Linked DNA regions of Homo sapiens: region 2 is linked to region 1. Evidence: chromatin loops called from intact Hi-C (ENCODE). Cell type or tissue: GM12878. All regions are shown on one strand. Each heading gives the region's core, and the rest is flanking DNA. Links, peaks and the distances in the headings are about the cores only.

Evidence for each region. A loop is a pair of places that touch in the nucleus more often than their neighbours do. Peaks named below come from ENCODE experiments on the same cell type or tissue, not always from the same donor. Only the 100,000 strongest peaks of a DNase experiment are listed, where the experiment ranks them.
Region 2: a loop joins it to region 1, with 3 times the contacts of the local background. A loop is called at or near these places in 3 of 110 quality-filtered maps.

Annotation. Positions count from the first base shown.
Region 1 is chr7:112,450,206-112,455,589 of GRCh38, forward strand. IFRD1 (interferon related developmental regulator 1) reads left to right here and starts at 255. Exons shown (of 12, transcript NM_001550.4): 1 at 255-577. The coding sequence starts at 484. LOC128031837 reads left to right here and starts at 282. Exons shown (of 1, transcript NM_001414739.1): 1 at 282-440. The coding sequence starts at 282. The coding sequence ends at 440. RefSeq lists enhancers at 1-162, 163-980, 280-569, 810-859, 980-1,099. In GM12878, for the core only: a CTCF peak has its summit at 2,478 (motif pointing left); DNase peaks (open chromatin) are centred at 196, 726 and 1,245; H3K4me3 peaks cover 3,641 bases; H3K27ac peaks cover 1,930 bases.
Region 2 is chr7:112,769,895-112,775,278 of GRCh38, forward strand. TMEM168 (transmembrane protein 168) reads right to left here. Exons shown (of 5, transcript NM_022484.6): 3 at 5,282-5,384; 4 at 2,887-3,161. Among named protein-coding and RNA genes, the nearest start is that of TMEM168, 18 kb to the right of the region's middle. In GM12878, for the core only: no CTCF peak of the experiment used is centred there; no DNase peak of the experiment used is centred there.

The DNA of each region.
Region 1 (5,384 bases), core at 36-5,035:
AGACGGCTGGGAGGAGGCCCCGGCCCCAGCCTTACTACGTTTCCCAGAATTCAGTGAGGCCACGAAGACAGGCTCCCTGGGCGCGGACGGAAGACTGGCCGCATGGGATTTGTAGGTAGGATCCGCGCCCCGCCCGACGGAGGCGTCCAGTGGGGAGGTGTGCAGGGATTGGTTGGGAAGCGCTCAAGCCCCGCCCACAGAGTGACGTCAGGTGGCGGTATTGCTACTTAAGGCGTCGTGGCCTCCCCTGCCCCGCCTTAGCTCCCGCGCTAGAGAGAAACATGTATCGTTTTCGATCACAGCTCTTCACGGGGATTTCTGCTGCCGCCACCGCCCACTCTTACCCCCGCCGCTTCTCGACTCTGTTGTTAGCCGAAGACTCGCCTCTCAGCCGCCCGCCGCACAGACGCACGAGTAAAAAGTGCAGCTCCATCGGCTGATCCTCGCTAAGCTCCGACTCTGGGCGGCACCGGGCGTCCCACGATGCCGAAGAACAAGAAGCGGAACACTCCCCACCGCGGTAGCAGTGCTGGCGGCGGCGGGTCAGGAGCAGCCGCAGCGACGGCGGCGACAGCAGGTAAGGGGTATCCCCGCCGCCGGCATCCCAGTTGCCGGCCAGGCTGGCGAGTCTTCCATGCTTCGGCACGGTGGGAGTTGTAGTTCTTTCTCTGATGTACACATTTGCATTTCCAGGGTGCGTGGTTTGGCTACTGAACTACAATTCCCAGCGTGCCCTGGGCGCTGCTCCTCGCGCGATTTAGATCTGGCGTGCGAACCGGACTCTTGGGCACCGGCCGTGGGGGCAGGGAGGAACGGGTCCTTGGGCCTGAGAGTGTGTCGGGACAGGGGCTGACCGGGAGCTGGGCGGGAAAGGAACCATTGTCAGAGTTCCTTTCTCGGCGGCGATCTCGCCCGATCTCTCCCCGACCACGGGTGGGGAAGAACGGGGAGTTGAGCCCGTGCCGTCACTGGCCGCCTTTGACACCCTGGCTCCAACATGGAGCTCCTGGGATGCCAGACGTCCGGCGGGTTTGGACGGGCTCTTGCGTCACGCGGCCTGGGCCTTGCGCGGTGGGCCCGGGGTGACGCAGAGGCGCTGGGGAAGCTTTCCGTCTCGCAGGTCCACCTGGCCAGGCGAAGGCGTCGGAGGCGGGGGGACCACTTTCTCCCCCCTAGGCTGTGCTCCTTCCCCTAACTGGCACCTGCAGAAGCCCTGAACCTCTAGCACCTCTGCGACCACCCGAGGCGACCTCCTGCTCACGGGGGGAAGAAACGCGTTCTCCTTTGTGCTGCATTCTATATGTTCTCTGCAGTGAGCCCCAGAGAGGCAGGGTGGTGAGGAGCTTAGGTTGCAGTTGGCTAAAAGTTGAGGTTATTGTGCCCTCGCTACGAAGTTGAAACTTTTCCTGGGTGGGATGAGTAGGTGCTTAACTGAACTTATGGTTTTCTACTTATTATATGGTTAAGAAAAAGGATTCCAATTGGAATTGGAAGGCCCTTCTAGGAGAGACCCCAATAAACTCAAATCGAGTATTAAATAACCTGGGTAATATTTTATTTAGAAATTTAAACAGGAGTTAAATATTGGAGTATTCTCCGACGTTATCACACTGGAACTATTAGCCATCAGGTATTTTTGGACACAGTTGCCCCTCTGCCACGGCTGCCACTCAGAATGATATGCCTTTGTTCACAAGAAAAGTAAATATGGGGTTATGTTGTTAAAGGTTATTGGAAACTGGCATTTAAAAAAGCTCAAAAACTCGTGATCATGTATTAAACATTTAATAATTGACCATAGGGAGGGATTCTTAAAACAGCAATTTTTTACATTTTTTAGGTGCCTCTTTATTTTGAATGCTCTCCATGTTGATGAAATTCATTCTTTATCAAGATGTAAAATATGTAATTTATTGTGGCCTCTGGTTGCTCTATGTGAATTGAGGATACTTTTTTTTTTTTTGTTAAGGGAAAGAGGGAGTCTGGCTCTGTCGCCCAGGCTGGAGTGCGGTGTGGTGTGATCATAGCTCACTGCAACCTCTTAACTCCTGGGCTCAAGCAGCTCTCCCTCCTCAGCCTCCTGTAGCTAGGACTACAGGCATGTGACACCATTCCTGGCTATTTTTTACATTTTTTGTGGAGACAAGGTCTATGTTGGCCAGGCTGGTCACGAGTCCCTCGTCCCCAGGGATCTTCCTGCCTAAGCCTCCCACAATGCTGGGACGGTGCCTGGTCTGAGGATATTTCTTACCACTGTGTTTCAGCTTTTCCTCATCTGAATCAAACATTTGAATTCTTTCTAGAAGGTATTTATTTTATTCTATTACCCTTTTGTTGATGAAATGGAAAAGTTTGAAAGCTAAAGTTTGAAAGTTATAATGATGTTAGTAATGGCCTAGATCACGCACAAACCTTTAATCCCGTCTAAAGTTTCTGGGCAAGCCTCCTTCCCTCTTTGTGCTTATAGTACCTATACAGGCCTCTGGTGGCTGTATGGGGATTGCCTTTTAAATTTTGCTTCAGGGCTCATTTGTGACCTTTCATCAGCTTTATTGCTGCTACCTTTTCACTATTTTAGTAGAAAAGATCCATTTCATCACTGAATTTTAGCATATGTAAACAAGTGGAAAATAATTCTTTGATTAATTTATAACACAATACATGCTTTGAATATCTTTGGAAGTGTGTGCTAGAACTTGTTAACTGTGGTTACCTCAGAAGTGGAGCTGGGGAAAGGTATGGGGGTGAGATTTACTTTTTAAAACTTTAACTTGGTCCTATGTGAATGTTTTACTTGTTTAATAAACAATGAATAAATAATAGTTGAGTAGAAGAGATGGAAAATTACACAAACTTTTGCTTACTTAACAAGCCACTTACCTAACTAGTATTTTTAAATGACATCTAAAAGAAATGGGATTCAAATGAGGTCTCCACTATGTAACCAAATTGTCATTATTACTTTAATGAGTTTTCTATTTAAACTCTTTATTTTTTTTATGTTAGTGGAGAGTTTTAGGAAGCTAATAAAATTGACTTCTTTTATACAGGTATGTCATAGCACTTAATTTAAAGAGAATATTTTTAAGAAAGAACAAAACCTTGTTAGTAAGCCCTCTAGAAATAAGTACTTTATGTGCCTAGAGTGCCATCTCTTTCGTGGTACTTAGGATCACAGTGTGGGTGGGTGAGTTTGACCTAAATATCAGGCATTCATACAGGGTTCTTTTTCTTGATACATATATATGTGTATTTTTTTTCTTTCCCTCGAATCTTAGAAATCATTAATACTGATGAGTTAAGGGAGCAGAGTAAGAGCTGCATAGGAGGAATACTCTTAGAAATAGGCTATGAAAAAGAAAAACTGTGAATTGACTTGTGAATAAATGTTAATAAAATTAATCAGATGACACTCATCTGTTGCCATTACTTCAGTCATAAAAACGAGGAAGATAGATCCAGAAATAGAGTGTGATGTCATAGGTCTTTGTTTATTCCTGTCCTAAGCACTCCAAGAAATTTTGAGATTTTGGCTTCATTGCTTAATCTTTATGCTTTACTACTTTGGCACCACGCAAGCAAATCTGAAGGCCACTTGCTTGCTGTGTTAATTTAAAAATCTGCTAAATTCTCTGTTTTGATTTTAAAAAAGACAACTCCGTTAAAAAAAAAAATCCAGCCCAACAGTAACAGGCTTAAATTTGGAGCATTAAAAAAAAACCGTTAAGGTGGTGACGTTTGAACATACGAACTTTGATTTTACTGAAAGGGAATTAGGTTCAGAGGTTAATCAGGTGACTCACGGTCACTTTTGGGGCAGAATTTGGGACTTAATTTAACTCAGTGCTGAATTGTAGTTTATGACTTGGCAGTCCTTTTATTAATACAAAATCCCTAAGTGACTGTATATTTATTCCTGAAGTTAATGAAGTTTAAAGAAAGATTCTAGTTTTTAAAAAGAAGATTTTATTTTTTTAGTAACAGCATTGGTACTTTTTTTTTTTTGAGACAGAATTTTACTCTTGTCCACAGGCAGGCAGTGCAATGGTGCTATCTCGGCTCACTGCAGTCTGTGCCACCTGGGTTCAAGTGATTCTGTGCCTCAGCCTCCCAATTAGCTGGGATTACAAGCGCCTGCCACCAGGGCCAGCTAATTTTTGTATTTTTAGTAGAGACTGGGTTTCGCCATGTTGGCCAGGCTGGTCTCCAACTCCTGACCTCAGGTGATCTGCCGGCCTCAGCCTCCCAAAGTGCTGGGATTATAAGTGTGAGCCACCGCACCCGGCCAGCATTGGTACTTTTAAACTCTTGCACATTGTAGAAACTTTCCCTTAAAGGTAGTTTATCTGATAGGCTTTTATACTATATCAAATACCAAAACTTCTATTTTAAGCCTTTTTTGTCTTCTCTCACTTCAAGTTGTCTTTAAAACTACCCTGCCTTAACTCCTTAATTCCCCTTAACATAAGACATGTGTAACCTAAAAACCCATTCACCAGTTCATGTTTGCTAAGTCCAGCCATTCTCATTGGAAAATATATTTGTCTTATTCTTATGATTATCTATGATACAACACTATTTCTGGATCTGTTTTCATTGTCTTCATGATTTGAAATCATGGTCTAGAAATAATTATTTCATCTTCATATCAGTTTTTTTTTTTTTTTTTTTTTTTTTTTGAGACAAGGTCTTGGTCTGTCGCCCAGGCTGGAGTGCAGTGGCACCATCTTGGCTCACTGCAACGTCTGCCTCCGAGGCTCAAGCGATTCTTCTGCCTCAGCCTCCCGAGTAGCTGGGACTATAGGCACGCACCACTACACCGGGCTAATTTTTGTATTAGTAGAGACGGGGTTTCACCATGTTGGCCAGGCAGGTCTCAAATTCCTGACCTCAAGTGATCTGTCCGCCTCAGCCTCCCAAAGTGCTAGGATTACAGGCGGGAGCCACCGCGCCCACCTTTGTATCAGTTTTTGTGTCATAAAAAAATGAGTGCGTCGGCTGGGCTCAGTGGCTCACACCTGTAATCTCAGCACTTTGGGAGGCCGAAGTGGGTGGATCACGAGGTCAGGAGTTCGAGACCAGCCTGACCAACATGGTGAAACCCTGTCTCTACTAAAAATACACAAAAAATTTGTCAGGCGTGGTGGTGTGCGCCTGTAATCCCAGCTACTCAGGAGGCCGAGGCAGGAGAATTGCTCGAACCCAGGAGGTGGAGGTTACAGTGAGCCAAGATTGTGCCACTGCACTGCAGCCAGGGCGACAGGGAGGCTCTGTCTCAAAAAAACAAAAAAAACAAAACAAAACAAAAAAAAGAATGCCTCTTGTTAGAGGACTGATGCGTATAGTTGATGTATCATTGGTCCTTTGAAATACGTAATTAGGTG
Region 2 (5,384 bases), core at 117-5,116, 320 kb after region 1:
TACTGTGAGTGAAGGTATGGGATAAAGGGCAAATATAGATTCTCTTTCCCACAGCGATATTAATACTGGGCCTGCTATCAACTTGCTAACCCAAGTAAAATCCAGTTGTGATGTTTCCTATTTCAAAGTTTGCTGAAAAAACAACAAAAAACAAAACAAAAAATCCCCAACTATTAATAAATTAGCAGAGCTTAAAGCTCTTTGTCACTTAATTTGGAATAGATGAAAGTATTTTCCTCAGAGCAGAGATATTCAATACTATTTGTGAGGCAGAATCAGCCCTTGAGGACTACGTCTAAAGCAGGCCAGGGCATGAACTAACTGAAAAGCGGGCTTTTCTGGGCCTGGTTCAACCTGACTACCCACAAGTATGCGAGATGCCTCAGGCCATGCATGACAGTATGCAGTTGCTGAATTATAAGATAAAATCTACCTTTCTCAGGGAAGGGAGATCAGTATGCTTTCTCTCTCTTTTTTTTAAACTTCTTATAATAAGCCTCAAAGTTACACAAGAACAAATCTTAGCTAACAGAGGAATTCTGTAACGGTCAATTTACTGGTAGCATACTTCAAAAAAATTATAAAGACATCATTCTAGAATGTAACTGCTAAACATTTACCTAAAATACAACTCTATTTTAGTGTTCTTAAAGTCTTCAAAAATTATTCCTAACAGTGAATGAAAATTTAGAAAAACTGCGAGAGATATATATATGTGTGTGTGTGTTTATCTTAGTGTTTTTACTTTTCTTAGAAAAATAAAAAGCTGATATAAGTATTAGTAAATGAACATCTAGAATTGATTTCCATAGCTATCTTTAAGAAATACTTAATGAATTTTAAATTACTTAAGAAAAATGCAAACTTTTTGAAAAGTGTTTCTATTAAGTAATAAATCCTTCATATAAACACACATAAAAAGCTTACTTCTAAAATTACTCTAACACTTTAAAATAACTAGGGATATATGCATGGCCACCAAAAATTAGCCCTGTTTTTTCCATTTGATCTGGGTAGAGTTTATTATCATAAGGATTATAGTAAGTTTCAGCAATCTCTGCTTTTAGATCTAAAATTCTATTTCTGTAAAGGCTATTTTAATTGACTAAAAGCTTTCTCTTGTGCTCTGAGTTGGAATACACAGAACGTTATACTTTACCTGAAACTGAAGTAGCCATAAAGGTTAAAAAGATGCTTTCTACGTTGTAATTAAAAAGTTATAGGTCAAGTAAATGATTTTATAAACTATATTCAATTAGTTTTAATGTTCAGTGCATCTTTTAGTCTTGTACATTCTAATGTTTTGAAATGGGTGACCCATGTTAACAAAAATATCCACTTAACCAGAACATGCCATTCCTTTATCATCATGGCTTTCACCCTTGGAGGCAACATGGTAGAGTGGGGGGAAAAATACACTTTAGGAATCAGGCAGATCTGGTCTTAAATCATGGTTCTATCACATAGTGGTATGACCACAGATAAGTTACATAACAACTTTCAATTTCCATTTCATCGTTTGAAAAATGAAGATAACAGAAGTGATGGTATCTATCTCAAAGGATTTCACATAAAGATTAACAATGTGTGTAAGGTACTAAGTACAGTAAGCTGATGCTTAAAATGTACCCAATAAATATTAGCTTGTCTTTCTACTAGAAGGCCACTGAGTTATTCAATATTTATTTGCAAAAAAGAAAAATTTCAAAAAAATATTTCTCCTTATGATAAAAACCTCAGTTACAAATCTGGCATGAAATCAATGAGATCATGCTAGTTTAAAATCATCTCTACCTTAACCTTTTTGTTTGTCTCTTTCTGGAGTTCTTATATTGGCAACTCTGCCTCTGTCCTTCCATACTACTTCTATTTATCTTTTTCTTTATCCTGAATGTTTCCACTTTATTTATGACTATTTTATTATTTATATATTCTTGGTTTAAAACATCTACACTTTTATGGAAAAAAAAATCATGTAATTAAATCTAAAATAACTATTTCTAATCTAAAATAAGAAAATTACCTTTTTTAATGATTTATTCAATGATTTCATCTATCTATCAGCTACTTAAGGATCCTCTACTATGTATTGGGCTCTGTTATAGGTCCTAAACAAGTAACAGTTGATAAAACAAAGCCCTTGACTTTCTCTCTATTAATAGTTGGAAAGACTGACAAATTTATATATGATATAAAGAGATCTCATTTCTCTCTTGGCAATAACTAAGAAGTTTTCTATTTCCCATAATGCATGCAAACCAAAGTTATTTTATGTTTTTTCAAATGCAAAAAAATCCCTACAGAATTTTGTACCTTAGAATAAAACTCAATGGTCATTTACAATTACCCCCTTATTTTACAGATGAGAAAATTGAAGCCAACAGAAGTTAACTAACTTGCCTAAAATAACACAGCTGTGGCAAATTAGGACCAGAACCAAGGTCTCCTGACCTAAGTGCTACTCCCACCATACTACATGATCTGCTGTTTAAAATTTTGGTGAGCTTTATAACATAAATAAAACTACAGATGTGAAGGACTACTGAAATCTGCATCCATAACATTTAAAAACTTAAAGATACTAGTCAAAGGAGTTTATCAGCTTCTGAAAAATATGTTTAGCAATTCTGAAAATATTTTAAGGGAAACTGTAAGTCTCAAAGCATTTTTTTCCTTCTAATCACTATAAGACGTAATTCCCAATCTTATCATTAGAGATTAAATTAGGCTAAACAGGTATGCTAGAGCAAAGAAAAACAAATTAGAGTCATATGCATAGTTCAGTAAACTAAGAATCCTGGAAATTTAACGACTGTGTGTGAAGTACAGATTTCTACATATACATGTGTATCTTTACAATAGTGAAACTGCCAAAGGTGAGTTTACCTGCTAGAGCCCACTCTCCTGTACCATGGGTGTGCCCACTGTAATACAAAATATACGTATCATGTCTGGGTCCATCCACTGTCCGAAGTTCGAGGAAAGCTTTTAGTTTGGAATGCAGAGTATCAAATGACAGTCCACTTGTGGAATAGTCACATCCATAGGTCTCAATCATATGATATGCAAAAAATCTTTGGATAGCATTGAGCATGCCAGTAGACCTCAAATTTAACTCCTGTACATGTTCTGGGGGAAGCAGTGTTGGCTGACCATCAGGACTGAAGTAGGAGAAAAAACAAGAAGTACTCATTCTATATCACATTCTCATCTGTCATTTGTAACTGATTATCTAAGAATCAGTTATAATATAGTTGCTGCTAAGTGGCAGGATTTTTGTAAAAAATCACCCTTTCTAAAATTCCTATAGTACTGAGAATTAAGCTTAGAAAATCAAAACCTGGTTTCTAAATATTATATTTACTATCATTAAAACAATAATCAAATTAAAAGCTGGGATAATGTCTCCAAATGTAGATAGTATTACTCTTTGTTCCTTATTCGTATTTTCTTACATGACAAATATTGGACAAGGTTTTTTAAAAGCAGGATTACACTGTTTCAAGAACATCTGGGTGGGGACTATTAAAAAAACTTCTTTAAAAATATTATAACACAAAATAAAAAAGCAATATTTTAATTATATATTTACTTCTGTATTGAAAAATAGTCAATAAAATTGTGTTCAAATTTTATTAACTTAAGGTACATAAATAATAGAAGAAATTATCTATTAATAGGCATTTAAAAAGTTATTAAAATTTAGGTCCATTGCTTTATACCACTGGACACTAGTTGAAGACTTAGATTTACTCCTAGAACAAATATAAAATGGTACTCTAGTACAAAGATGATAAAGCAAGTCTTATAACTAGCAAAATACCATTAATATTGAGAAAGAAAAAATCATCATTCCTATCCAGAAAAGGGATTTCTATCGGGATTTTTGAAAACGTTAGATTTTGCTTCATATATCATCAGTACTATTCTACTAACTTTTTTTCATTACAGTCACAAAAGAGTAAGGAATACATTAAAAAAATTACAATGGAATAAATATCTAACTGTGCATATTACTATTTCCACACATTCTTTCTACAAGGTTGTCATTTCTCACTTTATGTGACATTTCCAAATCTGTTTCCTTCAGTTCTTAAACCTTCAACTTTGTATTAAGTCTTTAACGAAGGAAAATATTTCCTACAAATAGTCTATTTGGAGATTTTTATGTCAAATACTTGAAATTGGGAAAAAACTTTACTTCCACTCTCCTCTCCCCCAGGGAAAGTGTGATGAAAACTGTCATCAGAATTCATTTATGGCAAAGAATTATTTTAAAGGTAGTTAGCTATAAAATAAAAATCAAAATGTAGCAACATTTACAGATTTATACAGATGTCACCACCTTTGTGGGTAAAAGTTATTTTGGAATAAAACTGCAATAAACATTTATTAAACTTCACTGCCAATCCTCTGAATTCCTAGTATTTGTATGGCATTTTTCAGTGTGCAGAGTGTTTTTACATTTTTTTTTTTTTTTTTTTTTTTTTTAGTGCTTCATACCATTCCTGTCAGATGAACAGAAGAGTTATCACTATATACATTTTAGGCAAAGACAGATAATAAGGTTCAGAGTAGTTATAGTGTACCAAAGGTAACAAAGAACTAGACCTCCAGCCTCTCAGGCCCAGAGCACGTTTTACTATATTTCACTATGTTGCTTCAGAGGACACTTTCTTTTGCTTTTTTCCTTTTTTTTTTTTGAGACGAAGTCTTGCTCTTATCCCCCAGGCTGGAGAGCAATGGCCCTATCTCAGCTCACTGCAACCTCCGCCTCCCAGGTTCAAGTGACTCTCCTGCCTCAGCCTCCTGAGTAGCTGGGATTGCAGGTACCTGCCACCACACCTGGCTAATTTTTGTATTTTCAGTAGAGATGGGGTTTCACCATGTTGGCCAGGCTGGTCTCGAACTCCTGACCTCAGGTGATCCGCCCGCCTCGGCCTCCTAAAGTGCTGGGATTACAGGTGTGAGCCACCACGACCAGCCAGAGGACACTTTCTTAACAAAATATTCCCTTTAGGGTAAGATCTTTCCTTAGAAAAGTTATTCATGAATATTTTCTGGTTTCTAGCTAAAATATAAGCTTATCATATTTATCAAAATATTTCAATTTAACTCTGAAGATATTATCACTTGGAATAAAGTTTGTTAAAAATTTGGAAGAAATGCACAAGTTATATTTTGAAAACAGTTTTGAAAAGGAGCTATATTTTATTCATATAAATATTAAGAAAATGTTATGAAGTGAATAGTTATCACTAACTATACTAGATTACTGTACCTGCAGAAGTTGGTGGGAATCACAATAGCATATCCAACAGATGTTCCTCCTAAACAGTTACCCAATTCATGGAAGAGCCCATGAGCCATGGATTCCAATGGCA